2 separate regions of the Mus musculus genome follow, and region 2 is linked to region 1. Evidence: chromatin loops called from intact Hi-C (ENCODE). Cell type or tissue: left cerebral cortex. All regions are shown on one strand. Each heading gives the region's core, and the rest is flanking DNA. Links, peaks and the distances in the headings are about the cores only.

What was found. A loop is a pair of places that touch in the nucleus more often than their neighbours do. Peaks named below come from ENCODE experiments on the same cell type or tissue, not always from the same donor. Only the 100,000 strongest peaks of a DNase experiment are listed, where the experiment ranks them.
Region 2: a loop joins it to region 1, with 5 times the contacts of the local background. A loop is called at or near these places in 4 of 42 quality-filtered maps.

The regions. Positions count from the first base shown.
Region 1 is chrX:75,866,336-75,882,050 of GRCm38, forward strand. It overlaps Pls3 (plastin 3 (T-isoform)), which reads right to left and starts at 8,835. Exons shown (of 16, transcript NM_001166453.1): 1 at 8,713-8,835. In left cerebral cortex, for the core only: CTCF peaks have their summits at 5,713 and 7,827; DNase peaks (open chromatin) are centred at 5,736, 7,541, 7,772, 8,266 and 1 more place; H3K4me3 peaks cover 2,497 bases; H3K27ac peaks cover 1,261 bases.
Region 2 is chrX:76,172,993-76,188,707 of GRCm38, forward strand. It overlaps the pseudogene Gm14710. Among named protein-coding and RNA genes, the nearest start is that of Gm14707, 66 kb to the right of the region's middle. In left cerebral cortex, for the core only: no CTCF peak of the experiment used is centred there; DNase peaks (open chromatin) are centred at 8,632 and 9,657.

The DNA of each region.
Region 1 (15,715 bases), core at 2,886-10,885:
TGGTTCAGCAGTTAACAGCACTAGCCACTCTTGCAAATGACCTGGGTTTGGTTCTTGGCACCCATGTCGCAGCTTACAACTAGCAGTAACCCCAGTTCCAGAGAAACCAGAGCCCCCTTTTGACCTCTGTGGGCTCTAGGCATCTACACAGGGCACTTGCACATGTTTTTATCTATTCTTTAGTGGTTTGTAGGTCATTTTAAAGAGAGATGTATTCCAGGCTAGCTTCAGACTTAATCTTGAACTACTGGCCCTCCTCCTTTTGCCTCCTGAGTGCTGAGATTTACACACTGTGCCACCATGTTTGGGTATTGTTATACTGGGGAACAAACCTAGGAACTACTAATGTATGCTAGACAAGTACTCTACCAGCTGAACTATATCCCACCCCACCCAATACATACACACTCTAAGGGACTAGATATACTAAAGTTCCTCTGTCTTTATACAGAGCTCTTCCTCTCTCTCTCTCTTTCTCTTTTTTTTGGGGGGGGGGTCAAGACAGGGTTTCTCTGTGTAGCCCTGGCAAGGAGAGTGTAGAACATGAACTCAGCTATAAACAGAGACAGTGGCTGAGAATATATTGCATTTTATACAATGTAAGGACTTCCTATGTTTACATAAAATCATAATGTGTATATGCATTCATTTTTCAATGCGTGCATAATAACTTAGGATAATCAAACCTCTATTTTCAATGCACAAGTTACAGTATTACACAAAATACCTTTCCTGGTGACTATTTTAAGTCACAGATGGTTGAAGTAAGAAGGTGCAAATTAAAAATGAAAAATGATTTTTCATAGTAAAAATCACCCACTCTTACAAACTAGCCATGATTTTCAGTTATTCTCAAGCTATTTAACTGGGCTGGCAAGATGGCTCAGCAGGTAAAGGCATATACCATCATGTCCGATGACTGAATTCAATTCCTGAGACCCACATGATAGAAGAACTCCTCCTGCAGGTTGTCCTTTGACCTTCGTGTGGACCATGACACATGCACATACAGAATAAGAAATTATATTAAATCAGAACTACCAGATGACTCAGCTACCATTTCTGGCATATACCATAAGAACTCTGTATGCTACCACAGAGATACTTACATATCTATTTTTATTGCTGCTCTCTATTCATAACAGCAAGGAAATGGAATCAGCTTAGATATCCATCAGCAGATAAATGGATAAAGAAAATGTAATACAAACACAGTGGGTAATTTTATTCAGCCATAAAGAAAACTGAAATTTGCAGGAAAATGGATGAATCTGGAAAGCATTATTTTAAGTGAGGAGGCTGAGATTCAGACAAAATTCCCATCCTCTCATGTGTGTATCCTAGCATATAATGTTTATATGTATGTAAACAGGCAAAAGTGAGTGTGGGCACGGGCTTTGAAACTAGAACTGAGACTATTAGTGTGGTGAGAGGTGTGGAGGAAGAGAAAGCACTCTGGCACACATGTGCTGAAAGCAGGCAGGAGGGTGGGGAAGGCTACAAGGGGGGAAAGGGGAGAAGGGAGGTATATGAAAATAAACCATAACAAACTGTTCGAAAAAAACCACAGTGAAACCTAAATGTGTGTATACTAATGAACAACTTAAAAGAAAAAGAAAATTGAAGAGAACAGACTCTGTATTGACAACCAATAAGGAAAAATAAACAGTAACAAGGAAAAAAATCAATTGATGACATTAACATGCTATGCTGAATAATATTTAAGTAAGAAAATACAATAACTGCCCCCCCCTCTGTGTGTGTGTGTGTGTGTGTGTGTGTGTGTGTGTGAGGGATTCTTGGGATTGAACCCAGAACCTCATGCAAGCAAAGCAAATGTTCTGCCATTGAACTATGCCCCAGTCATCTGAAAAGGCCTGTTAAAGCCCTAGCAGAGTTATTAAATACAGCTACAGTATGCTGGATGTATATAGCACCTGTCTGCTGAAGAGCCAAGCTTTCGCATAGCTCACTTATCCTTTCAACATGCCTGTGAAATGCATAGATTAAAAACAGATGCCTTAAAAATCAAGCAAACTCTAGCTATGAGTACAACAGTGATTTACTGAAATGGGCCTATCTGTCCAGACATCGGAGAAATGAAAGAGCAGAGATTCAACACCCAATAGAATCAGCAACACTACATTTATCATCAATCACATTTCTAAGCTTTACGAAAATTTAACTTTTTCATATTATAAAAATCGGTCTATATCCAGGCCTGGTGGGTGCAAGCCTAAAATCCAGGACCCTCAAGAGGATTACAAGTTCAAAGGCTGGCTCGGTCTACAAAGTGAGTTTAAGGCTAGTCTGGGTGTCATAAGCAGAACTCTGACTGAAAGAAAAAGTAACATGTGAGCCCAGCATATTGATCATTAGAGAATGAATTGCCTGGCATGAGGGAGGCACTGATATCCACGTCCAGCCCTGCAACTATAACACGAAGTTAAATGATAATACAACTGAGAACAGGGCCTGGAGTGATGGCTCAAGTGGGTGAGAGAACTGGCTGGGCCTCTAGAGGACCTGGGTTTGATTCCCAGCACCTAAACTGCAACTCAAAACTTTCTTTAACTCTAGATTTCAGGTATTTGGCATCTTCTTCTGGCCTCCATGGGCACTAAGTACCACAAGTGATACACAGACATACATGCAGGCAAAACACCCATATACATTAAAAAAACAATAATAAACAAATATAAGTGAGAATAGCCAGACTACAGCTATATTCAAAAAGGAATTCCAGCCAACTAAAATCATTGAGCTACTGCACTTTTCAAAACTGAGAAAATGCTTAGTGTCTAGTACATAGATGGACTAAATGTTATTTACCAATATAACAATTTTATGTGAGTTTCTCAAGATGAAATTCTGGCTCAGTGGCAGTTCCTCTGAGGCTATATCCAATCAATATACTTGTACCTCCATATTTTGTTGGGTTTTTTTTGAGACAAGATCCCATAACTAAGGTTAGTCTAGAACTCATTGTGTGCACTGGCATCTGATATGTTGAGATTACAGGCCCTTCATACCACACCCCTCCTCTCTCAGCATTTTCTATTAAATAGAACATTTCTTCATCCCTAGAACAATCCCGACTCGCATTTTACTTTCAAGTGTAAGAATATGGCAACGTTCAATACTACTGAATTTAGCTGTGAATCTTTTGAAATGGCCTCCCCTCTATAACTAAAATAAATTGGCCCATGTATTATGAGATTGGATTTTAAGAATGGCATTTAAGGTCTGGGGAGATGGCTCTGCAGTGAAGTGCTTGCTATGAAGGCATGAGGGCCTGTGTTCGGATTTCTCAACATATAAGCACAAAAGACAGATGAGGTAGCATGTGCCTGAACTGACAGACAGCACTGAGGAGGTGTAGACAGGGGGATCCCTAGGGCTCACCGGCCAGCCAGTCTAACCAAATGGACAAGCTCCAGTTTCAGTTAGAGTCTCTGTCTTAAAAAAAAAAAAAAAGGAGGCAGGTCATTGAGAAAGAGACTTTATGTCCATCTCCATAAGGTACACACAGACACAGACACACATGGGGTGGGGCTTGTCATGTAAGCATTAGATAGTTGCCACAACTTTAAACAAAGGACTCCAAACTGAAAACAATCACAACAATGCATCCAAAAAGCTTTGGAATCCTATATCACATTAAGCTTACATTATATGGCATACCACTCCCTAGAATAAGTACAGACTCGAAATGTGAACCCAGCTCGAAACTTCTAATCTTATGCTTACTTTTTACAGGTCTGTCTGTCCCCTTTAGATAATTTTCTATAAAAAAAAAACCAACCTGCCATACTAACAAGTACAAAATAATTCTAAAACACAGATATTCAAGCTGCCATATATTGATAGATGTTCATTTTCAAATCTCATTTCATACCAGTTACTTTTAGAATCAGTTACAATAAATGTCTTGCTTTATATAGTTCCCACCCAGAGTATACTAGACTGAATACAAATATAGATCTCTGCCATTGTAATATATGCCAAGAATATGATATCAAGAAATGTAAAAAGCCAAGTAGGAACCACACCTTAAACAAAACACGGAGTTAGAAGTGGACTTTCTTCCTTTGTCCAAGGGCATCACTTGAGTGTTCAAGCATCATGGCCAAGCTGCCCCCTCCCCCCTTATTATGACAGCAATCATATTCCTTGCCTAGGAGAAAAAATTCACTGGGTTTCTGATAGTATACTGAGTCATACTATTCTACCATAATAATCGTGGTCAAGTTTAATATGGTTTTTTTGTTTATTTGTTTGTAGAAGAGACTTATCTCCATCAAAATATTACTAATCCTACTCCAAATGTCACAAACCTAGTCACATTTTAGCAATTAGACTCTAAAGATCATCAAAGAGACTAGACATTTTAGGCTTCAGTGTCTAAAAGACATAACTGAAGCATAACAGAAGCAAAACATAATTTAGCTTGCATCCCAAATGGGATACAAGGGTAGAAATTAAGAATTAGAGTTTCAGACCAGGCATGGTAGGACATGTCTTTAATCTCAGCACTCTGAAGGCAGAAGCAGGTGGATCTCTTTGAGTTTGAGGCCAGCCTGGGCTACAGAGCCAAGTCCAGGAATGCAAGGGCTTGTTACACAGAGAAACCATGTGTCACAGAAAAAAATAGGAAAAAAAGAAAGAAAGAAAGAAAGAAAGAAAGAAAGAAAGAAAGAAAGAAAGAAAGAAAGAAAGGAAGGAAGGAAGGAAGGAAGGAAGGAAGGAAGGAAGGAAGAAAGAAAGAAAGAAGAAAAACAGATTCACAGTCTTCCAATTCTGGCCAGCAATGAGAGTTGTTTTAACTGTATGGACATTTCAAGAAGTGCTATGGACCAGAAAGTAGTGGTAATTCTATTTATTGGGTAGCACATCTTGCCATGTCATGTGTGGGGGTCAGAGGATAACTGTCAGGAGTCTGTTCTCAACAGCCATTAGGTGGTACAGGGATCAAAATCGGGTTCTCAGGCTCAGGATTCTGTTTGTATATGACTTAGACAGCCTGCAGCCCAGCTTGTCAGGAGTGTTCCACCTCTTAGAAATGATTTCACACTGGGTTTGTCTGAATTGTTTTCTGTTTCTTTGATTTTCATTTTGTTGAGAGAAAGAGAGAAAACATAAAGTTTGATGAATAGGATCTGGGAGGGCTGGGGGGGAGAAAAATATGACCAAACTATTTTGTATGAAAACAATTAAATAATGATTAAAAAGAAAACCATGAGTATAACTGAGAGAGAGAGAGAGAGAGAAAGAGAGAGAGAGGGAGAGGGAGAGGGAGAGAGAGAGAGAAGCAATTTAAACCATTTTTCTTCTTGCCTTATTGAGCCAGGCTCTCATTGAAGCAAGCTAGTTGATTGAGGGTGTCCTGGAATCCCTGATTCCCCTGTATCTGCCACTTAAATGCTGGAATGAGAGATGTAATTTAACCACGACTGGCTTTAAAATATTTTCATTTTGAAATAATTTTGGCTTGACAGAATAACAACAATCATATAGATGATGTTGATCTTCACCCAGCTAGTATCATTTTATATATCTATCTAAACATCTTTTAAAGCTAGGAAATTAACAATGGTTATTAGTGTCTACTCACGTACACAGTGCTGAACTGCATAAACAATGTGGTTTTTTTTTAGTTAAGTTAAACTTTTATTAGAAATTCACTCTAAAATTATATTGTCACCTTCCTTCCTTCCACTAGGGGGGCTCATCTCTATGAGTTCAGGTATAGTTTAAATCCATTGCTAGCTAATTTGTGCAACAGGCTAGCCTGCACATCAGGACCCTGTGCTTTTAGATAAGTGTGGTTTTCAGGCTCAGAATCTTATGTACAGCTGAAAACAGAGTGCAGGAGGTATTCACAGGTTACTTAAATAAAAAGTCTAGGAGGAAAGACGCAAAGCAAAAATCTTTTATATATTCCCAGTTACTTTAAAAAAATATAGTGTGTGTGTATGTATGCAAACATAAAGTGTGCTAAGAATGCTATGTAAAGGTTAGAGGACAAACTGCAGGAGCTAGTTCTCTGCTATCCAATTGGTCCAGGGGGTTGGACTTGGGTAGTCAGGACTGACTTTTATCATGTGAACCATCTATCTCTAAAGGGTCCTCAACCCCTAACCCTCATTTCCCTTTTGTAGGGTTTGCAGTACTTGATTTTAAGTACTAATATGTGTAAACTGAGCCTGTTTTTGCAAGTAAGTGAGACTTTTAAATTCCTGACTTGGGTGACTCCTCTACGTGTTTCCCTTTCCTTTTATTTTTCTTCAATTTCCTTGTTTTCTTAACTCATACACTTATTGCTTGAGACAGGGCATCATGTAGTCCTTCTTGGCTTTGGACAGCTGATGCCCCTGCCTCAGCTTCCCAAGTGCTCAGCTTATAATCACTTGCCACCACCACACTTGGCTGTTCTACACTGTTTTCATATGTGACAATATATAATCTAAATAGGGAAACTTCCACTATGGGACAGTATGGGAAAGTCCTTTCAGAGACTTTCAAACCACCACACAGCACAAAACCCAACCAATTTTGGAAATTTTGTATCAAGTAGGTCTGGGTATGGTTTCTAAGCCAATAAATTTCAAACAACGAATAATTGATAGTTAATTTTACACAAGAGATTGTTCTCTACCTTTAAGTAGATGCCCAATATTGAGAATAGTATAGGGCAGATTAAAGGGTAGTGATGGTTTATTTTTTAACACTATCTTGTGGGATACGTCTTCAAAACCAGCCATTTAGGGATGAAATGAGACATGAGTTAAACATTAGCTTTCTTAGAAGATGATTTTAAAATTTAGAAAAGGTATATGGAATTTCTGGGAAACAGATATATGTCACCACATAAGTACATTTGAAGCCTTTGTTTTGAAAGCAGCTTTTTTCTTATTTTATTATTCTTTTTAATTTTTAATTTTGCTTAAAACCACAGCAACAGATCACTTTCTGCTCCCCTCATGCAAATCTAGTTCAGTGGATGCTAACTGACACACATCGCCCCTCCCACCAACTCCCTCCACACTTTTGTCTTGGTAGTTTGGGGAACATGGGCCTCAGCCATTGCATTCCAGTTTTAAAGTCAAAAGAGGTCATGTGACTATTACCCTAGGGGCATCAGAGACTTAAGATGCGGGATGCCAATTGGCAAGTGTGGGACCTCGGCCATTAAGTTGCAATTCACAGTAAACTGCATCTCAGTGTTCAACTTTAGTCTCCCAAACCCATTGTGATGTTGAAATGGAGTAAATGCTTACTGTTCCGTAGGTTTTTAAACCTACACTTCTACCTACCGTATTCACTCAAGCTCCTTCACCCTGTCTGCATTACCCCTGAGTAGAAGGGTGATAGCAGCATCCCTCTGGTCTGATCCTATATGACTAGACGCCCCAGTTTAAATCCAAGCTAGACCTGCACCACTGGTGTAGTCAGTTATACAGCTCCAGTGAAAAGCCAGTCTTCAGGATGTAAACTGTCAGCAAAGCTGGAGCAAGCAAGGGCCTGGAGCCAGGGGAGGTTCAGAACCGCCAACACTTGAGCTAGTGGAGCAGCAGCAGCAACTTTGGGACTGGCGACCGCAGGGCTAGTCGGCGTCCTCAGGCCTCTCATTAGGTCGCTAAAGTAAGCAGGCGGAGAAAAGTAAACACAGGCAAGTGCAGCTGAGTCTGGGAATGGGGCTTCAGCCACCATCTCGGCTCAGCCTCCCAGGGGTCCCAGAGCGGTCCCGGGTGCTGCAGCCCTGCTCGCTAGCTCTGAGTTGCACAACCAGAGCCATCGGGACTCAAGCTGACCGCCAGGGCGCTGCTAGGGGAGAGAACCAAAAGGTACCTCCGGGCTAGCCTGGAAAGCTTCTGCCACCGAAAGGAAAAACAAAACAAAACAACAACAACAACAACACACACACAAAACACCAAAAACAAAAACAAAAAAAAAAACAAAAAACAAAACAAACAAACAAAAAAACCAAAAAACTGCTTACTCATAGGGAGTCGCGGCGCAGTCCCGAAGCTCAGCCTAAGGGCTGGGGAGAGGAGAGGGCAGAAGGTGGGCCGCCGAGGCCAGGTTCCTGGGGGGGGGGGGGGTACCGCACCCGCTCCGCGCCCCGCCTCTTTGGGAGCCTCGGGGTCCTCAGAAACCCGCCGGGTCACCTAGAGCGGGCGATTTGGAACTAGCGGGAAGCGACCTACGCTGCTAGCTCTGGGATTTTCCAGCGGCTGAGGAGGAAGGGAGGGAGGGAGGGAGGGAGGGAGGGAGGGATGGATTGAAGAATGGCTGTAGCTGGAAATGGAAGGCAGAGGGAAGATAGGCTTAGGATTTCCACTTCAGGGGTGGTCGCTGCCTTAGGGAATCTGGGTAAGTGTTGGCTTTTAAGCCCTTCGGTCTGTGGTGGGCAACAAGTTAGGAGGAACTAGAGAGCAGTCGCAGCGAAGAGCAGAAAAAGTGATGGCAGAGGGTGGTAATAAGGAACCCTTTGGAGCTCCCACCCATTCCGTTGGCGAGGATCGCCCGGGAGCCGAGCCTCAGACTCCAGATGAAATTTTCTTCGATCTCCCCCTTTGCCCAACCCCCGTCCCCTAGTATAACACACGTTCCTGCTAAGGTTCCCGGAGATGCTCTCACCAGGACCCACTCTTACCCACGCCCAGGAAACCGGCTCCCCTCGAGCCCTTGGAACTGCAAAGCACTTACGTAAAAGTCGCAGAGTCGCTGATCTGGCTCTACAGCTTCCGACCAAGCACTCAGACAACTTCTGCCCCTAGGAATCTCTGCAGCTGTGCTTCTAAAGCCAGCGCTCCCTCCCCTCTTGCCAGCCTCCTCCGCCCTGCGGCCACAGCCATTGGCTCAGATGGTGTTCACAGCGGCCTGGGAACCAGGAAGAGGATTGGGCCAGGAGCCTGTCACATCAACTGGGTGGGGGAACTGAGAGACCCGGCAGCAGCAGGGATGGGCAATGAGGAGGGATGGGGACTGGAACTCTGTTTGCAAGCCTGTTTTTCCATTCCCTACCTGGTGGAAGAACTTAGAAGTAAATCTACAAGGCTTGGCGTGGAATGCATGTTTCACAAACATTACTGAAATAACTGTAAAGTTGGGAAATTCGGAGCATGTTTGAACGTCTCCTAGTTAAGTCAGGTATGGGGTTGGCGGGGGGGGGGGGGGTTACGGTGCCGGTTTTTTTTTTTTCTTTCTTTCTTTTTCTCATCATTGGGAAGGTATAGTACTTCGCTTTGATTTCTTCAGACCTGACACCAAAGGACTCCAACTGGGGAACCTCCCAGCTACTGCCCCTTTGTTTTTGCTTGGTTTGTTTTGAGAGAGGATCATACTAGGTAGCCTCAAATTGGCGTTCTCAACAATCTAGTACTGGAATAACCACCTACCGCCAGCACGCCCATTTCATCATAGTCAGGGAAAGGCCCGTGTGTTCCTGGCACCAGCCAAATGAATTGTTGGCCTAAATCACTTGTCTGGTAGCTTTGTCCTTGAGAGGGAGGAGTGAGAGGTGAGTGAGAGAAGGAAGAAGTGGTAGACATCACTTGGTTGCACTGGAGTAGTCCCTAAGTGGGTCTCCTCTGGTGGGTGTCCTTTCCCCAGAAACAATTGGGGGACACCTTTTCTGTTGCCCACGGTTCTGCCCCTGTGCCATCATCTACACTGGGTTCCTCTCTGTTTGTTTTTCGATCCATGGGCTCATCCTAGCTCCAAAATGAGCTTGGAGGGCCAAAAGTCTAAGTGTCCCTCTGAACCCTAGCTAGATTGTTTTATATGAGAACCATAGAACCCCCCCCCCCCAGTACTTCCTGCTTGGCAGCGTTCCAACCCTAAGCACATTGTTGTTGTTGACCAGGAAGAGTCTGTTGGGAAGTTTGGTAAAAATTTAAAGTTGGTTCAGGTAAGTTCCATGTTACATATGCCAGGGAAGAATTCGACAGTATGAGGAGCTTAAAAATTGAATTCAAGGGCCAGCAAAAGAGCTTAGTGTGGAAAGGCACTTGCCAAGCTGTCCTAAATGGTGGAAGGAGAGAGCTGCCCTCTGACTTCCACTCATGTGCCTTGAAATATGTGCAATGCAGCGCACACACACATAAATAAATAAATAAATAAATAAATAAATAAATAAAATGCAATGTATGTGAACTAATAAAAGTTGTATGATCCAGGAAGTATTTACAAGGATTTTATCATAAAAAGTATAAAGTTAAAATTAATTTAAGTAATATATGTTTTGTCCCAGTATATCTAAAACTTATAATTAGACCTTTTTATAGAGGAGCTCTGGACAAGGAAACTGAGGCAGGAGGATTGCTGAAGTGTTCAAAGCTAACCTGTGCTACATAGTGAAATGAAGGCCGGGAGGATGGGGATAGGGGAAGCATAGGGCTTGTAGTGAATACTAGGCCTTCTTAAATGAGGGAGGCCACCTTGTCTAGAGGCTCGACCAGCAGGGAAACACTTGGCACTGGGGAAAGGCCCTGTTAAATATTAGTCAGTGATTAGCCAACTAGGAGACCTTACAAAAGGCACAGAAAGGTGAAGAAGAAATGTGTAAGCACTCATGCTTTTCTGAGATAATATATCTCTGTTATTGGCGATGTTGTCCTGCGTCTGTCTGGGTTCAGCACATGGTGTATTGCCGTGCACATTTCTAGGAGGCTCCAGAAGGAGATTCTTAGTTTTCAGGAAATGGCACATGGCTTGGTGTGGTCACTGGCACACTTTCCTCACAATTTCTGGACACACTAACTAGGGAAGGTTACTTTTGCAACTTTTCTTGTGCCAGTCCCTATTGAATAGTCCCTGCCTGCTTCTAATTTATCAAGAGGGCCACAGTGTTACAATATAGGCGAGTTTGTCCAGTTTAACTTGAATTCCACTTTTACCATGGTTTTCCAGTTCTAGCATTTAGAAGAAAGCAGAGAGGGCCAAGAAGAAGGCTCCATTAGTAAAGGCACTTGCCACAAGGCCCGACTCTCTCTACTCAGGCCCAGAAACATGAGGTGGAAAGAGAGGATTGCATTTTTATTCTTCTCTCATATACTACATCCCAAATACAGTTTCCTCTCCCTCTAACCCTCTCAGTCCCTCCCCACCACTCCCCTCTCCCCCAGGTCCATTCTTCCTCCATTTCCCTGAAGGAGAGAGCAGGCCTCCCAGGGATAACCAACGAACATGGAAAAACAAGATGCAATAAGACTAGGCACAGATCCTTATAGCGAAGCTGGATGAGGCAACCCAGTAGTTAAAAAAGGGTTCCAAGAGCAGGCAAGAGTCAGAGACACCCCAAGTCTCACTGTTAAGAGTCTCTCGAGAATGCCAAGCTACATAACCATAAAATATTTGCAGAGGAACTAGCTCAGACCCATACAGGACCAGTGATTGTTACTTCTCTCTCTGTGAGCCCCTATGAGCCCTGCATAGGCACATGTTTAATTAATTAATTAACTAATTAATTAATTAATTAAATGTAAAGTAAAATAAGCTAGATTGTAACAATTCTGCAGTGTAGAATGACCGCACTTATTTATAATCCCAGCACTCAGGAGGCAGACGCCAGCTTGGGCTACAGAGGGAAAACCCATTTTCAGAATGTAAAACAAACAAAATCCTTCCTGTAGACAGGAAGCTAGTATAGTTCTAAAGTGTTTGTCTATCATGGGTGAAGCCCTGGGTTCGATCTCTGCCTGAAATGACAACACTTAGGAGACAGGCAGGAGGCTTGAGTTCATCCTTGGCTGGGATACTTAAGACCCTGTAAAACAAAACAAAAGAACACAAAACAAGCACCATTTTGTTCATGTTCATTATTTTGTGTGTCTCTGTGTGAACATGTATGTATTCATATGAATGCATGTGTGTGCCAGGAAGTCTGGAGGTCAGAGGATCACCCCAGGTGGTATTCTTTAAGAAATGGTGCCACCACCCTGAGTGCAGGAGGGATGGTGAGAGGGTGTCTGGAAGGAGTGGGAAACGACCAGGATGGAAAGTGAATAAATAAATTAATCGGAAAAAAAGAGTTAAATATAATTATATGTTTAAAAAAGAGATGGGGCCACACACTTTGTGTTCCTCTTCTGAATATATGTGTGTGGTTTGTGTGTAAGTCTGAGTGTTCACATGTAGTTGGGTTCATGTGCAAGCATGTCGGTGCAGAAGCCTAAAATTGGCCTCAGAGGTCTTCCTCCATTACCTTCACCTTATTTAAGGATGGAAGGTTTCTGGCTGAACCAGAATACTCTAATACTCCTGGGCAGTTTTCCCCAGGGATCCTGTCTCTGCCTCCTGAGTACTGGGATTATAGGTGGCCACCAGGACTTTCAGGTATTTGCTGATTCCACCAATAAGATCTTTATCCAATGAGCTATCTCCCCAGCTATTCATTTCTCTCTCTCTCTCTCTCTCTCTCTCTCTCTCTCTCTCTCTCTCTCTCTCTCTCTCTCTCTTTCTCTCTCTCTCTCACCTCTAACTCCAGTCCTCAGGTTTGCCAGGCACTGAATTACTTTCCCAGACCCCTTTCCCCAAGTCTCCAAGTGTTTCTACTAATAAATAGTTTCCATCAGCACTAAAGATCTCAAAGTTCAAACAATTGAGCTGGGGGTGTAGCTCGGTTTTAGAATGCTTGCCCACACGGAATAGTGCACTGGGTTCAATCCCCAGCACCCAAAACAGCCTTCCCCCTTCAAAAAAAAAAAACCCTCAGCCAAACATCAGTCTTTAATGCTAGTTTAGCAGTGCATACTTTTAAAACCGTGCTACCTCATTATCTCAGTAACTTTCCAAGAGATAATGTGTGCCTTTCGCACAGAAGCACACTTTTGGATTGTAGTTGAGATTCCTGTTTGACTAGCCCAACAGTATAACCCTGGTGGAACTCCTTTGTAATGAGCTGCGTGATAGCCAAAGATATAACCTGGCTACCTTTCATTTCAAAGTCATTTTCAAAGTTTAGCATTTGGATCTAAGGAGCAGCACGCATGCACGCATGCACACACGCACCCATGTACCCACAGAGATGTATTTAGACTGCATTCCTTTATGCCAACAAAGGAAATTTAACACAGAAAGGATGGTTCACAGAGTTAAACTAAAGTTGGTGGTTTTCTTATCTATGTAAATCAGCATGCCCTGGTGATCTTTGGTGTCCCCTCCCCTGCTTACAGGCAAGTTATAGGCTCTAATCCATCCTAACAGCACCTTACAAAGTACTCTGGTATGTAGAAGTTCACTGAATGTTTATTGAACTAATGGTTATTTTATGGATTTATTCTTGTAAAACACTAGTAAGGTAAAGGCTAGATAGAGGTCTCTTAGGACCTTGTGAATCAATAATCTAAATGGTTTTAGCTCTGTCCTTCTGACTCCAATTTTCTATCCATCTCAGCTTTATGATAAGTAACTTAAAATGGATATCACAAAAATTTGAAAGCATGTCCTCCTGTCCTCCCTGAAGCTCACAAAAAGATCCAATTTCTTTTTCGGTGTTCTCTCTCTCTGTCCAGTTGACCTTTCTCTTGACCTTTCTACTTGTGTATTTCCATTCTCTCAACTTTTTCAGTCTAACCCACAGGTTAGGAGCCTGAGGTTTTCTCACTCTCCGAGGGTTCTTATCTGTTTATTTTGTTCTATTCTGATGTGTTTGTTAGTTTTATTCTGTATTACTATGTTTTATTTTGTTATTAAATATAAATTAGCCAGGTAAGGTGGCACTTGTCTTTAGTCCCAGGGAAACCTTGTCTTGAAAAACCAAAATAAAAGCCAGGCGTGGTGGCGCACGCCTTTAATCCCAGCACTTGGGAGGCAGAGGCAGGTGGATCTCTGAGTTCGAGGCCAGCCTGGTCTACAGAGTGAGTTCCAGGACAGCAAAGGCTATACAGAGAAACTCTGTCTCGAAAAACAAAAACAACAAACAAACAAACAAAAAAAAACCAAAAAAAAAACCAAAATAAAATAAAATATAAAAAATAATTAATTAAAAAATATGTCTGGCAACATTATGGCACAGTGGGTAAAGGCGATTGCTACCAAATTTGACAAATTGCCTGGGATCCCTGAGACTCACATGGTCTCATAGAAGAAGAAGATGCCCACTGACTTTCATGGTCATACTGTGCACAAACAACTGAGCTTGTCACATACTCATACACAATAAACATCTTTTAAAAAAATTTTTTGGGGGGTCGAGACAGGGTTTCTCTGTGTAGTCCGGACTGTCCTGGAAACCAGGCTGGCCTTGAACTCACAGAGATGCACTTGCCTCTGCCTCCCAAGTGCTGGGATTAAAGGTATGTGCCAGCACTGCCCTGCTACAATAAATTAATAAATATTAAAAAATTAAAACTAGTAAAAAAATAAGAAAATGATACTATTCTTCTTATATGTTATCATAATGTGATTTGATCACACAAACTTTAAATAACAAAATCTTAAAAGAATCTTGATCAGCTTAATATCAAACTGATTTACTTACTGGTTTTAAAGTTACATGGTGTGTGTCTGTAAGTATGTGTGTGCATGTGTGTGTATATGTGGGACCAAATGTATGTTTGTGTGTTTGATATGTCTGTGTGTGAGTATATGTGTGTCGGTGTATATACGTGTGTGAGTATATGTAAGTGTGTGTGTGACTATGTGTGATTATGTGTGTGTATATGTGTGTGTATGCGTATGTGTATGTGTGTGATATATGTGTCAGTATGTGTGTGTATGTGTATCATTATGTGTGTGTATGTGTATGTGTGAGAGTATGTGTGACTATGTGTGTATGTATGTGTGAGTATATGTATCTATATGTGACTATGTGTGTGTATGTGTGTGTGTAAATGAGTATGATCCACCTTTACTAGGCATTGAACTTGAGGCTTTGAGTATAGGTAGACAAGCACTGTAGTTCTAATCCCAGTCCCAGCCCTAGCCTCAATTTTGTTAACTTATTGTATCTACCTCACAATTTATTTTCAAGCCAGAACTCATTATTTTTTAAATTACATTTTACATGATAATTGTAGTTTGGGTATGGTGCATTAGATCCTTGGACTGACCCTTGATTCCTCATTTTTATTTAACATGTTATGACATAATTTTTTATTAAAATGATGTATGATTTAAAAGACTTCTCATATAATTAAAATGTTAGTCAAGGAGGAAATCTTTTTTTTTTATAAAATATATTTTTTATTAGGTATTTTCCTCGTTTACATTTTCAACGCTATCCCAAAGGTCCCCCATACCCACCCCCCCCCCCAATCCCCTACCCACCCACTGCCCCTTTTTGGCCCTGGTGTTCCCCTGTACTGGGGCATATAAAGTTTGCAAGTCCAATGGGCCTCTCTTTGCAGTGATGACCGACTAGGCCATCTTTTGATACATATGCAGCTAAAGACAAGAGCTCCCGGGTACTGGTTAGTTCATATTGTTGTTCCACCTATAGGGTTGCAGTTCAAGGAGGAAATCTTGATAGCCCTAAGAAGTTCTTTAAATTTTTGAACCAGGGAGCAAAAATTTCGATAATCATTCCTATTGCTTATTGAGGATTGTTTTTTTATATTTCCAACTCAAAATAAACTCATATGTGAATCATGCTAATTTTTTGAATAAGCACTTATGAAATGTTTTTCTAGCTGCAAAGGTTAATCTGAGTCTTAATGTTTGCTAAGGCAGGCCAGTTGTTTCACGAAGACTTTGTCAGAAAGAAATT
Region 2 (15,715 bases), core at 5,240-13,239, 310 kb after region 1:
CTGCAACCTCTCCTCATTTCTTTCACTCTTTCTGTGTCTTCCTGTTTCCAGGTCTGGGTCTAAGTGTATTCTTAATTCTTAGTGCTTCCAGTCACTTACTCCCTTCTCACCACTGTGCAGATCCTCCTGTTCCTGCAGCCTATTTTCCTTGTTAAACATTTTATGCCATATTCACAATCATACTCTCACAGACAGACTCACCCAGACACAAACACACCCAGATACACCGTAGCACACACACACACAGAACACAGACACACACAGAAACACACACACACAGGATAAATGAATATAATAAAACATTAAAAGTAATAACATCAACTACTATTATTGCCACTTTCTCAAAAGCATTATAGCCAACATTTCTCCTATGTCCTATGGCAAAGTGATTGGGACTCTAGCACTTACTAGCTATTTGGTCTTGAGTATGATATTTACCTTCTGCTAGCCTAATTTCCCCATTTATAAAATAGGGGGTAATAATTTTATACATTGCAGAGAATTGTTTTCAAGATTAATTATCTATCTGATAACTAGGTACCATAGCTATGCCTAGAGTCCAGCACTTAGAGGGACTGACCAGCCTGGGAAACTTAGTAAGACTCTGTCTTGTGATTAAATGTAAAGTAGGGCTTGATAATATAGATCAGTGAGAGAACACTTGCTTAGTAAGGGCAAATGTCCTGGGTCCAATTCCTACTTCCTGAGAAACTGTGAGAAACTCAATAAAGTTATTAGTGCAGTGACTAGTTGCTGGTAAATGTTAAATATATGTTAACTAATAATAAAACACACCAAGACCCCTGCAACTCCAGAAGCACCATTGGTGGTGTTTGTTAGTTTGGTCTTCTGTTGCTGTGGCTGCTGATAATGACTCCATTTTAATGTCATATCATATTTGAAAGAGCCATCCTGTTTTTATATTCACTAGTAAAAGTGCAGGCTGAAAAGTCATTATCTTTTTACATCAAAGTACCTCAGAAGCAGAGAAAGTATCCTCATTAGCACTGTACTCAGTCAAAAGCAAATTTTACTGAAAAAGGCAAGAAATGGAAAAGGGAGCTCTCCTCTGCTTAACTCTTTGATGCTTAAAGGATCTCAGCAGTTATTTGGGTCAGTTAACTGGGAAGGAAACTCTTGGGAAGCAAAACCATAGTAAAGTAGCAGCTAGCAGCTAGCAGACACTTTATTGGTAATGAAAATATGTGGTCATTTGTCATGCACTTTGCCCACTTCATATTTCTCTGTTTTGGTTTGACTTTAATCAATCCATTCTTCTTATCATGGGGGTTTCTCATCATGTAATTTAGACTTGCTTGAGCTTGTAATCCTCCTGCTTCAGCCTTTTGAGTTGCTGGATTACAGGCTCATAGCTTCACACCCAAGTCACAATTATTCTTTATTCCTAATACAATGAAGTTTTCAGGTGAAAGGAATTGCAAGAAAAAGAGTACCCAGCATTGTCACCTGTTTAAGACAGGGTGCTCTGGCAGGCCTATAGTATCAGCTACTCAAAAAGCTGTGAAAGAAAAATTGTTTGACCCATGAATCTCCAGACAGCCCAGATAATATATGGAGAATTTATGTGAAAACCAAACTGCCGCAGACCCTTTTGGTCCCTTGTCTGTGTAGAATGGGTCTCTGGTTACAGGTGGACAAGGAGTCAGCGAATGAATGACAGACAGATGCGACACAAGAGATTGTGTAGAATCTGAATGTAATTTGTCAAGTCGAGCATCGAACTTTTTATACAGAAGAATAACAAGAAACCAGGCGAGATACATCTGCCAAGTTACAGTGACACAAAACATTAGGAATGTATACATCAGAAGAAGGTGGGGACCAGGCAGCTGCCACTAAGAATGGTGCCAGGTGTAATGCTAGTCTATTGTTAAGCCCACCACCAGGGGTTCTTAGTAAATGCCAGATTATGCTGTTTCTTTGGGCCTAGTGAAGAAACCTGTCTCGGGGAGATTCCCTAACTCTTTCATGGTAAACCCACATATTCACTAGGCCATTGTGAATTCCCTTGTCTGGGTAAGACTGGCTATTGTCTCAAGTAAACACTCTGCAGGCCAGCAGCCCCTAGCTAGTCTAGCTCTGTTCTTTGTAATGCCTAATTAGTTTCCCCCTCTCTACTAGAAGTAAATTTGAATGTTACTGAATAGATGATCTTCTTACCGAATTCCTACTGAATTCCAAGTTTGTTGGCTTCAAGGATTTTCTGACATTGGAACACTGGGGGAGGCTTAGCTATGTCAAAATTCGATCTTTAAAGGCACTTATAATAAAATAATACTAAAAGAGAGCACGTGGATCCATACACCAGACTAATGCGGAGAAAGGGTATGAGTATATGGGATATGAGAATGCCTGGTTCCAGGAGGTTAAGTTTCCGTGAAACTCTTTGCCTCGTGAGTGCTTTCAGGCTTCTTGGCCTGTCAAGCAAACTACACTGGAGTGTGGGTAGCACCAAACCAAATCAAACACTCTTACCTGTTTCCAGCATCAAGAGTAGTCTCGTCTTTCTAGATGGTATTTTGACCCTGTTGAAAAGAGAAGCCAGTCCATGGAACACCTATGTATTCTCCTAGGAAACAGACTCAGGAAGATGGGAAGCTGCAGGCTACTCGTGGTTCTGTACCAGGTTCCTGGCTAGCCTGTACTACCAAGTGAGTCCCCATCTCACGTTGGAGGAGGAAGAAGAGGAGAAGTAGAAGAAAGGGAGTAAGAAATGACATGGACTTGCCACACCGAGCAGTTGCACTGGCTCTCATACTCCAGCCTGTTTGTCAGCTGAGAAACAACATGGTATAGAAATAAGCACTATTCCTGCCTTCCCTGTACTTGTTCTGCAAACATGTAGAAGAGCCCAGGGCAGCACTGCTCTTCCTTCATCCTGGGGCCTTGAGAGAAGCTAGATCCTAGTCCATAGAATTTTTGAGAAGTGACTACGTTGCTGTAGAACTTGTCGCCATAATATATCCATCTTGCTGTCTTCATTACATTTCTATTGCTGTGAAGAGACCCCCATGACAAAAGCAACTTATAAAAGAGATCATTTAAAGTTGAGACTTGGGCTGGAGAGATGGCTCAGCGGTTAAGAGCACTGACTGCCCTTCCGAAGGTCCTGAGTTCAAATCCCAGCAACCACATGATGGCTCACAACCATCCATAATGAGATCTGATGCCCTCTTCTGTGGTGTCTGAAGACAGCTACAGTGCACTTACATATAATAAATAAATAAAATCTTAAAAAAAATAAAGTTGAGACTCACAATTTCAGAGGGTAGTAAAGTCTGTGACCCTCAGGGCCAGGAGCATAGAGGTACCATGCATATGTTGTGTTGTAGAAGTAGCTGAGGAAGAACAAACGATCTGATGGGAAAATGCCCTGGCCTTTTGAAATCTCAAAGCCCACTCGTAGTAGACACACATCCTCTGACAAGGCCACATACCTCTAATCCTTCCCAACTAGCCCACAAAATCCAGAGCAAACATTCAAATCTATGACCCTTCTGAGGCCATTCTCATTCAAACCACCACACTGACCTTTATAGCATATTTCTACCCTTATACTTGTCAAGGGACTCCTTTGCCCGTGTCAGTGTAAATGTAAAGTCCACATTGATGCAATTCTTTTTTGCTAATTACGTTTAGAGTGGTTTTGAAGCTGCTTTCTTGCTGGAAATATAGCTCAGTTGTAGAAGGCTGCCTAGTACAAGACCATGTAGTGGCAGGTGAGTGTTAGTAATGTCCCACACCCACCCCTAGCCAAAAACAAACAAACAAACCCATAAACAAAGAAAAAAACTAGACAAGAGTCTATCTGATTCAACCCATAGCAGGGTCTTTAATCTATTCAAGCTAGTCTGGGCCTCTAAATTCACCACCAACATGCAGGATGGTTTTTGATGGAGAAATGAGCCCTGAATATCTATTGGGGAAAGACTTTATAGTAAGCAGCAAACAAAGACAGTGCTCGGGGTGAGTGAGTAAGCATCTAATCGGAAAGTTACTATGGCCTTTAACATAATTGGCTGGTGCTAGAAATCAATTGGTAAACTTAGTTCCTATTTCCCTCTCCATTGGTGGTCATTAGGCAGGGGTGTGTTTGTAACCTGGGGGTGCAAATGTGTTGGGGTAATAACCTACAGACACTGGTCTTTTTGGGGGGTGTAATCTGAAGATGCAGGTCTTTTGGGGGGTAAGCCTAGAGACTGGAGACTCGGGTTTTGTTGGAGGATAACTTGGAAATTAATGCACCAGCCTGTTAGTTTGCCTGAGTTCAAGTTCTCTAAAATGAAGTCTGAATGTAAAAGATTTGACCTCTCAACCCTTTTAACTCACTTGTTCTCACTTCTCTCATCTCAGCATTTTTGTCATTTCTGAGAGCACAGGTACAGTTAAATCCCTTTGGTAGCCTTGTCTTCCTTCCTGCAGACACTAATTAGATAATTGCTCTTTTATTCATTTTTAAGAGGAAAACATGCATTTGTGCCAGAGTAATTTTTTGCTATTACTACTTAGAATGGCAGAATACTATTAAGCCTTCTTGTTTGCGGTGGAGGAGGTTAGATTTGGAACATTTTAATAGTTAAGAAGCATCCAGCAATATGTGCATGGTCACTGTAAACAGTAGGCCATTAGAATGTTTTTCTTCATTGTCATTTACTGAATACAACAGAATATGGACTAGAGTAATCTGGAAGAAATGTGTCTATGAGTCCATTTCTGATGTGCCAGGAAGTGTCCATGAACTCCAAAAGACCACCAAGGAGTTGATTAGGGTCTTTTAATTCAAGCTGGAGCTTGGGCTCCCTGCCAACCCTGACACAGCAGGAAGGTGGAGCCCTGAGCCCAGTTTCAGGCAAGCATTTACAGAGGCAAAAAGGGGATATCTAGCCTGGTACACATCTTATGGGGGGCATTATGGCCTTCATCATAATTGACTGGTGCTGGGAGCCAAACCATAAACTTCACTTCTGTTTTCCTTGTGGTTGCTAGGAAGTGAAGTGTCAGGGGTGGGTTTGTAATCTGGTGGTGTAGATTTGTTGGGAAATAACCTGGAAACTGGTGCTAGGTACCAGCCTGTTAGTTAATTTGAGTTCGACCTTTGGTCAGGTTCTTTATGTCTGAACCCAAAAGATTTGCTTTCTCACTTTGATGGTCTGTGATACATGATCTTTGAGTCAATCTGGGATGCCACACAAAGCTTGCTGGACTGCAGTGGAAATGGCATATGCAGGCTGTGGTACCAATGTCTGTATGTATCTGGGCTGAGGCTTCTCAAGGACACATGGTGAGGGAAAAGACAAGAATACTGAATCTCAAAGGTAAAGTGTCTTTCAGTTCTATGGTTCCAAAATCCTGAAAGTGAACTTACTCAATGCTGATTTATGCCCAGAATAGCTTACAAGGCTTCAAATCTGTGATGTACCAAATTGATGCACTCCTCTGCCTGTCGTTCTCTGTTCAGGCCAGCTCTGTGGTCAGGTTGTCCGTTCACAGAAGCACATAAACATGCACACACATACACACTTGCACCATTTGCTACTGTGGGATGTATATGTGACTGATAGGGAATCAGGAGAAAGTAGATGAGGTCATTTCAGCTCTTGTACTACTTGAGCATTTCTGGACAGACCCATGCCAACTGACCTGAACTCAGAACATCCTCTCCCTAGGAAATGCTTGAGACACTTAAAAGAAGCAGTCTTACAATAACTGTGTTTTCTGCTTTCCTTGCCAACAATGTTTAGTAGAGACATCCACAATCCACATAACTAAGTCCAGACATTTTTCCACAACAATTCACTAAATTTTCTAACTCAGGAAAAACATACATTAGAGCAGGCATTGCTGGGGTTGGAAGCCAGGCTCTCCACTTACACTAAGCATGTGAGAGCTACCATTGATCTATAAATCCCAGCTCATAATTCTCCTTTACAAGTTAGATGCCCTTGTTTTTCATGTAACCTAATCAGGACAATTGCTGACCTCCTGTGGGAAGTCCTCCCAGTTGTTCCTAATCCTTCCATAATGCCTGAAAATCCATGTTCCCGCCAAGCCAAGGATCTCTCTTTTAAACTAAATGCTTGTTGCATCTTGAGGACTAAACAAAGATTAAAGCAACAGTTATGGCTTGAGAGCTGAGAACGAGAGATAAAAGCTTTGGAAGAGGGATTTAGAAGTGGCCAGCCCATCTGAGTGGTAGACCATCCAATAGGTCTGGATGGTCTTGCCAGTCAGTTGACTATGAATTCTGTTCTAAGTCATTTCTATCCCAAGCACAAACCACTCACCACATCTTTCCTGTCATCAACCCTCCTTCCTTGTGTATTTTTTTGACAATATTTCTCTAGTAATGTGGTAGGATTGCTACTGTTCCACTTACCCATTAGTGACTCCAGAGTGTATAGCATTTTTCTTACTGTCTCCAATTCTGTGTACCCCTTTCTAAATCAGTCTGCACACTAGTTATTTTCCCTTCATAGTGTTTCACTAAAAGACATTCAAGGAAGTTTACCTGTACTCTAGTTCAACTTCTCAAGATAGGAAACACACACTCAGAATTCTTGAGAGTAGATATTATGAATTTCTTGATATTGCAGCTATGTGAATTTCTAATCATTGGTATGGAAAAATGTACGTCATTGAAATATCAAGTATTTAGGGCAGTATTATTGAGGGCTGGGGGGTGGTTCAATTAGTGAGTGCTTGTCATGCAAGCCTGAATTTGGATGCCCATTACCATGTAAAAAAGTGGAGTGTTGTAGTATGCACCTGTAATCCCAGTCCTGGGTAGATAGAGACAAGGGGATTCCCCGGACTTGCTGACCAGCTTCAGCTACATTAGTGATCTCCAGGTTCAGTGAAAGACCCTGCCTCAAAAACTAAGGTAGAGAGCAACTGAGGAGTAAAATGTACATTGACCAGTGGTCTCTACATGCACACACATACATACTTGCACCCCAACATTATTGAGTAAGGCATGCTAATAAGTGTATGAGATCGGAAAGACAAACATAAATTATGTAATTTACATTGAGGGGGCACAATATTTCTCTGTTTAAGGAGCCTTATGTGATAGAAAGAGAACTAAATGAACAAGAAGAAGAATAAACATAAATATAATAAATTATATATAAATATACACATACACACAGAGATAGATAGATAGATAGATAGATAGATAGATGTAGATGTAGACGTAGACGTAGACGTAGATGGTATGTCAGGTCACATATTTCCACACAAAGCCTAACATTTGGCAGTTTAGTGATCATGCACCAGTATGGCCAATAAGATTGTTTTCAGTGGTGCTGCATGGATTCGCCCATGATCAGATTCTGGTAAAAACTTTTATCATCATTTTTTCAAACACATTAAGATATAAAGTAGCTGTTATTCCTGCAGTGCCCTGGCTTTTGTCTGCATGCCACAGAGAATCTTAATAAAGGGAAGTGACCCTTATGTGCATGGTCTCAGTGTATAGCTCATGCTAGACTTGAATTCACTATGTCTCTGAGGCTGGCTTTGAATTCATGACCATCTTCTACCCTCAAAGATAACAGACATGAGCTAACAACATATGGAAGCTGGCAATCTCCTTCCACATGTGGGACTCAGGGCTCATTCTGAGCTCCAAAGGCTTGGGAGTTACCCACTGAGATAGCTCACTGGCCCTAGTTCCCTTCTCTTCAGCTCTCATTCTTTAAATCTAGAAGCTTTGATGTTATCAAATGACATATAATACTGTCAGAATTCCTCTTCCCCCACCTTCAGGTTTGTTTCATTCTTCTTGTTCTAGGGATTAAATCCAGGGCCTTGTAAGGGTTAGCACTGTGAGCTACATAGCCCCTGTCCCTTTCAAACTATAGAATATTGCCCCAGAAATAAGTATTTGATTCTTTAGTGATTAAAAACATAGTTTGTATTTAAAATCTATTTCCATGGAAATCTTACTCTAAAGATGAATATGCACATAGAAACCAAATTTAGTACCTCTTGTTGAAGCAAAATGGGTGTGCCTGTTTTCTACAAGTTCTGTTTTTTACTCTCATAGCATCTCTGCAATATCCTGCTCAAAAATCCAGCTTCCCTTGGAAACATGGCTTGAAAATAATTTATAATATATAATCTATACCCTCACAGACAGATGGACTTGAGTCACAGAAAATGATATCATTTTGCCTCATCATGCAGGGAGAATTGGGAATAGGAGGCACACAACTTTCACACAGGACAGTAATGTCTCCTTCCTGTTTCCAGTAGTACTATGCTGAACATAAAGTAGGTGAATATTTTGGATTCATGTGTTTTGATGTGAGAGGGTACAAGTCTAGGCAGTCTAACTTCTGAAATTCTGTCCTTCATGCTGTAGAAACACATGCCATAGTGTCATTTACATAGTAGATGTTAAATATATCTCAATTCTTTTTTGGTCTTACTAGAAATGAGAAATATTTTAAGTCAGGAAAGTAAAGGAAGCAGAAAGAGGAAACTAAACACTTGGCCACGGAATCAGAACAGATGGAGAGGCAAACATGGAGTTACTATTCCTACTCATAATCAACTCCCCTATTTTCCACTCTTCTTAGCATCCCCCCTTCTTCTGAAAATCATCCAGTTGGATCTTCAAGTCAATGTACTAGAGAGCTGGCTAGCCTCCCATGCCAGGACTACATCCAAAGCTACACCCACACAAGCCTTGTGTCTACTCTCTCCTGTATCTCATTAACAGCAATGCTGATCATCCCAATAGAATGGGAATATGATGTTTAGGAAGACACTGGATGCCTGAATGCACTTGGCTCAGGCAGAATTTGCCTGTTTGCAGAAGTTCTCTCAGATAGAAGAAAGAGCAAAGGCTGCCTCCTGCCTTCTCAGTGTACACCCTGTAATAAAGCGACGTTTGTGCTGCACTTTATCCTCTCTAAAGGGCTTCTGCAGATGCTATCACTTGTGATCCTTCCATGAAGCTTGTGAATGTGGCAGAGCTGCTTCATTTAGTATTCAGTGCATCCTACTATATGTCAGGCCTTGGGCTCTCCTCTGGGTTAAGCATCTGAGGAAAGTGAATATCTCATCCCTCCAGCTCAACCCAAATCTCTGTCCCGCTCACCAGAATGTAGGCCCACCCCTCACTGATTCTTTTTTTTTATGCATATGTTCTGTGTCTATGAGTATATTCACGTGTGCTTTGAGCCAGTAACTGCATTGCAGAAATCTGCCTCTGTAACTTTCTACCATATTATTTTGAGATGAAATTTCTCACTGAATCTTGAGCTCACCAACTGAGCTCAACAAGTGCCAGTGATCTTCCTTTCTCCAACTGTCCAGCCCCAGGATTATAGGTGCACCCAGGACCACAACACCCAGCTTTCTACCTCAGTTCTGGGAGTTGAACCCATGTTCTCCTACTTGTGCAGCACACCCTTACTTACTGAATGGTCTCACCAGCTGCTCTGGTTCTACTCCTCACAGGCCCTCCTTAGAGCACAATTCAATCATAGATTTATTCATGTGCTGTCTGGCTCTTCTTTTTTGCATTGTAAGCTTCAAGAGAGTGAGGATTTCACAGTCTCCTAAAGGGCAACAGACAGACACACCCAGAAAAATAATAAACTTGTCCTGATGTCTTGGCAGAAGTCTGTTTAGAGCAGGGGCCTCACAACAGAAGGAAGGAATTCTATTGCTGTGTGTCAGAAACAGCCTCCCTGTGGGGGTTCATCTGAGTTGATTCATGAAGCTCCTATAGAGGCAAGCCTTCTAAAAAGAGAGAGCAAAATATAATCACGTGGGGGAATGAAACAACAGGCTGCATTCTGGACACTAAGTATCTTGTTCGTTTCTTGAATGTGTAAGATTACAGTATGTGCATTAGCAAGATAGGAATTTGAAGAAAACCAATAGGCTGGGTGTGGTGTGTGGCTCACACCCACAATCTTAATATTTGGGAAACCAAGGCAGGAAGATCATTTAGACTTTGAGTCCAGCCGAGGCAAAATAGTGAGTTCTGGGCTAGCCTGGGTTATAATATGAGACAGTATCTTACCCAGCCACAAAACCTTTGACAGTTTTTCCTGCTTGCAGAGTATTCTGGGACCACTGGAACCTAGCCTAATCATCATCAGAGAGACCAAAGAGACTCCACCCAACAACCAAATGGAGCAGATGCAGAGTCCCACAGCCAAATATTAGGCTCTGAGAGTCCTGTAGAGGTGTGGGAGAAAGGATCGGAAAAACAAGTAGTATCTGGGATATCACTGAATCAACTGATTGGGACTCATGGGAACTCACAGAGATCAGAGAGCCTCCATTGGGGTGGGGAGTTCTTCCTTATAATATCTTACGAAGGGTGCCCCTTTCATTTAAAAAGAAAAAAAGTACAAAAACATAAAAGAGGAGTGAGATTCCCAGGAGGACTGTGAATGCTGTGCTTTGCAATGTAAACTTTACTCCTTTCACACTGGTAGGAACCAATGATAGGGAATTTTCACTGCAATTACAATTATTCATCAACAACTACTAATACTATCTCAGAACTTTGCATAGATTTTCTTTTTTTTCATAATGTATTTTTTCAATTTTAAATTAGATATTTTCTTCATTTACATTTCAAATGCTATCCCGAAAGTCCCCTATAGCCTCCCCCCCCCCCGCCCTGTTCCCCTACCCACCCACTCCCACTTCTTGGCACTGGTGTTCCCCTGTACTGGGGCATATAAAGTTTGCAAGACCAAAAGGCCTCTCTTCCCAATGATGGCCAACTAGGCCATCTTCTGCTACATATGCAGCTAGAGACACGAGCTCTGGGGGTACTGGTTAGTTCATATTGTTGTTCCACCTATAGGGTTGCAGACACCTTTAGCTCCTTAGGTACTTTCTCTAGCTCCTCCATTGGGGGACCTGTGTTCCATCCCATAACTGACTGTGAGCATCCACTTCTGAGTTTTCCAGGCACTGGCATAACCTCACGAGAGACAGATATATCAGGGTCCTCTCAGCAAAATCTTGCTGGCATATGCAATAGTGTCTGGGTTTGGTGGCTGATTATGGGATGGATCCCCGGGTGGAGTAGTCTCTGGATGGTCCATCTTTTCATCTTAGTTCTAAACTTTGTCTCTGTAACTCCTTACATGGGTATTTCGTTGGTCTTCCTTCTTCTTGATTTTCTTGTGTTTTGCAAATTGTATCTTGGGTATCTATGTTTCTGGACTAATATCCACTTATCAGTGAGTGCATATCAAGTGACTTCTTTTGTGATTGGGTTACCTCACTCAGGATGAGATCCTCCCAATACATGCATTTGCCTAAATGTGAATATAGAGAAAATAATCATGATGGACTTTGATATAGTCATTATTCAGCCTCCACAGCTATCAGCATGGAACTCTCAATGCGTGCCAGTTATTTTCACATCTTGGTCTCTATTTTCCATTACAAATTTTTTGGGGGCTTATTTTTTGGCCTTAGGTATCTGACTTAGGGCTGTTCTGTGTTTCTGAGTTTTAGGGCCATCCCTATTTTGTGATAAAGACTGGGTACATTAAAAGACAACAGGTTCATGTGTTTTGCAAATCGTATCTTGGGTATTATGACCTTCTGGGATAATATCCACTTATCAGTGAGTGAATATCATGTGTGATCTTTTTTGATTGGGTTACCTCACTCAGAATGATATCCTCTAGATCCACCTGGTTGTCTCATAATTTCATAAATTCATTGTTTTTTATAGCAGAGTAGTACTCTATTGTGTAAGTACAGGGCCACATTTTCTCTATCCATTCCTCTGTTGAGGGACATCTGGGTTCTTTCCAGCTTCTGGCTATTATAAATAAGGTTGCTATGAACATAGTGGAGCATGTATCCTTATGACAAGTTGGAACATCTTCTGAGTATATGCCTAGGACTTGTATTTCTGGATCCTCCGGTAGTACTATGTCCAATTTTCTGAGGATCCACCAAACTGATTTTCAGAGTGGTAATTCCAGCTCACAATCCCATCAGCAATATAGGAGTGTTCCTCTTTCTCCACATCCTGGCCAGCATCTTCTGTCACCTGAATTTTGGATCTTAGCCATTCTGATTGGTGTGAGGTGGTATATCAGGGTACCCCCAGAGCTCCCTGGGACTAAATTGCCAATCAAAAAAAAAAAAACCCAAAAAACCAAAAACACATGGTGAGACATGTGTCTCTAGATGCATATGTAGTAGAGGAGGGCCTAGTTGGCCATCAATGGGAAGAGAGGCCCTTGGTCTTGCAAAGATTCTATGCCCCACTATAGGGGAAGGCCTGGGATAGGGAGCAGGAATGGGGGGGTTGTAGAGCAGGGGGAGGTCGAAGGGGATAGGTGATTTTCAGAGAGGAAACTAGGAAAGGGTATAGCATTTGAAATGTAAATAAAGAAAATATCTAATTAAAAAAAAAGACAAGATGTTCAGTTTGGCTCCTCATTAATTAATTAATTCTGGACTTATGCCATGCTGGATAGTGAAGCTAGGGCTATGCAATTGACAAGCAAGTTCTCTGGATTGACCTATAGCCTCAGGTTAATTCATCCTTCATCCTTCTTTCTTTTTTCATTTGTTACAGAAAAACTAGTTGTTTCATTTTGAGTTGGACTCACTACATGGTCCAGATAGTCCTTGAACTTGTAATCCTCCTGCCTCGGCCTCCTGGGTAGTTAGTACTGTAGATTTGTATCTTCAGGCTGAGAGGTTGTGGCCTTCTAGCTAGAAGACCTCCAAGACAGCCTGATGAGAGTCTAAAAGGTCATATGAGACCTAACAAAACAAGATTTTATAGTAGACGTCTTATTCAAGACAAATGAATCCATATAAGTGGTAGAGTCCTGAGCATCTTTTCTTCCCAGTAAATTTTTTATTTATTCACTTTACATCCAATTATACCAATCAGAATGGATAAGATCAAAACTTCAACTGATAGCACACGCTGGCAAAGTATGGAGAAAGAGGAACACTCCTCCATGCCGGTGGGACTGCAAGCTTGTACAACCACTTTGGAAATCAATCTGGCAGTTTCGCAGAAAAATGGGGATAGTTTTACCTGAAGACCCAGAAATACCACTCTTGGGCATATACCCAAAATATGCTCTACCATACCACAGGGACACTTCTTCCATTACGTTCATAGCAGCTTATTCATACTAGCCAGAAATTGGAAGCATACCAGAAGTACCTCAGCTGATGAGTAGATAGAGAAAATGTGGTACATCTGCACAATGAAATACTACTCAGCTATTAAAAACAAGGACATCATGAAGTTGCAGGCAAATGGATGAACTAGAAAATATCCTGAGTGAAGTAACCCAGATCCAAAAAATCATGCATGGTATGTACTCACCGATAAGAGGATATTAGCCACAAATCACAGGATACCCACACTACAATCCACAGACCCGAAGAAAGTATAAATAACAAGGAGGACCCAAAGGAGGATGCCTGAGCACCTTTTAAAGGGACTACCTTGTCCTGCCTATTCTGTCAAATAATAGGCATTAAATCTCAATGTGTTCCAGAGGGGACTGTATTCAAAACCATCTGTGACTGCATTACCTAAGAAAAGTTATCCTCCCAAACTTAGTGAAATAAAACCAAGGTCTGAACATAGCATGTGATCTGGTGAACTAATAATAGGGTAGGTCTGATTCCTACAGCATAAGCTCACACCACTATGTAGTAGTCTACTGATAGGTGGATTGGTTTGGAGGCCCAAAGAGCTTCATCTTCAGTTCCATGTTTTGATGGAAATGAAATATCTGAATGGAGGACTTTGGTATAGTAGTCTCTACATAGACTTCTGGTTTCCTTCCCGAACAAGGATCCCAAGAGCATTCAGTGGGAGTTCCATGACCTGGTTTGCCCTTGTTTTAGAAGACACACAACATACATCCTCCTACATTGACAACAAGTTATTTCTATTCTTAGACTTTTAACATTTCAAGTATGCCTCTCTATACTCTCTTCATCCCCATGGATTGCTCACAACTGAATAATGTATATTGCCATTCTGTCAAACTTCCTGAAAATATGGATTTACTTAATCATCGACCCATACTTACAAGTCCAGAATTTTAAAAACATTTTAAAGCTGAGGGGACAGAAACCAAGATGTTTGTATCACCTGTCAAAAGCCACAAGACCAGCAGGGCATGGAAGCCCATTCCTACAAAATTGGCATTTGGAAGGTGGAATCAGGAAGATCAAAAGTTCAATGTCAACTTTGGCTAAATGAGATCCCATTTTTATTGTTTCCTTTATCTAAGTCACAAAACTAATAAGTGTTTCAGACATGACCTGATCTTTAATTTACAGACTATGCCCTTTCCATATTGCACTTTTATAATGGGGATTCCTGGGGAAGTATTAATAGTGAAATATATAGGTATTGCTTATTGAAAAGAATTTCCTAGCTGTAATGGAAAAGGAAGATGTATTGGAAAGGGCCAGAATGGAGACAGAACCAACTCAATGGCTGTAATTAGTCTAGGTAAGTCCTTCTAAAATTTTAATGTGCAGATGAATCACCCAGAGATCTTGTTAAAATGTAGATTCCAATTCCAGAATGAAGCCCAAGATTCTTTCTCTAATAAGCTGCTGTTTGGCCGAAAGCCACATTCTGTGGAGCATGAGCATAAGCAGGGGATGATGGAAAACAGAGTGAAAAGACAGGATGTATAGGAGTGGTATGCCAAGATGATGTTACCACTCCCAGTTTTCAATGGATTCATATTGATAGGCTTGGGCGTTCAAACAATTATCCTCCAAGCTATCAACTGTGTAGGTTCATTTTGACTGGATTGAGAAATACTTAGGAGATAAGGCACATTACCTATCAGAATATTTTCCAGGGAGGATTAACTAAATGGGGAAGACCCACCCTGAGTGGGAACAGTACCTTCCCATGGGCTTGGTATACAGATGGAAAAAGGAGGAAGGGATGAGACTGCCAAGGTGGGCAGGCATTCTCTTTGCTTCTATGCCACCAAGAACTAAAGACATTCCTCTATGGCACAATCCCATCTCATTTTCTGAGCTATGATCATAGGGCCCAGTGACTAGGCACTGAACTCTCTGAAACCTTAATCCAAGATACAAACATTTAACCAAGGACAACCAAACTAGAGCTGGAACACAAACCTTAGCTGATTTTTCATCCAGCTCATCTGCCATGGAGGGAATCCTACAGTGCAGTCACAAAGCATGAATTGTCTAGCACAACCCAACAACAAACATCTTGCACCTCACATGTTTTAATTTGCATTTGTTATGTTTAAAGCTTATTGACCTTATGTATGAATTCTTTTTTTTTCTACTCAGCACCATTTCTCTAGCATAAAGTTGACCATTAAACTAAAAGTCATGTGTGTTATTGTATAAAGTTAAAAGTTAAGTAAAGAAGCATTTTCATACATTAAGACTATTAAGATAACTGCCACCCCACAGCCTTGCCTGTATCCAAGAAGGCCTGCTCTAACTAGGGACACTGAGATACATGTGAGAACCCTGCCTGGATACCCCCACCTGCTGGGACCCCACAGAGTCTTGCAGACATAGGCTCTGCCCTGACCTGTTGGAGCATCTGCCTTCCTTTTCATACCTTCACCTGCTTTAGAGGAAGATGAAAGACCAAAGAAGCAATGCAAAGTTAGCTATGTACGCCAGCTATCACTGGCCATTGAGTCTT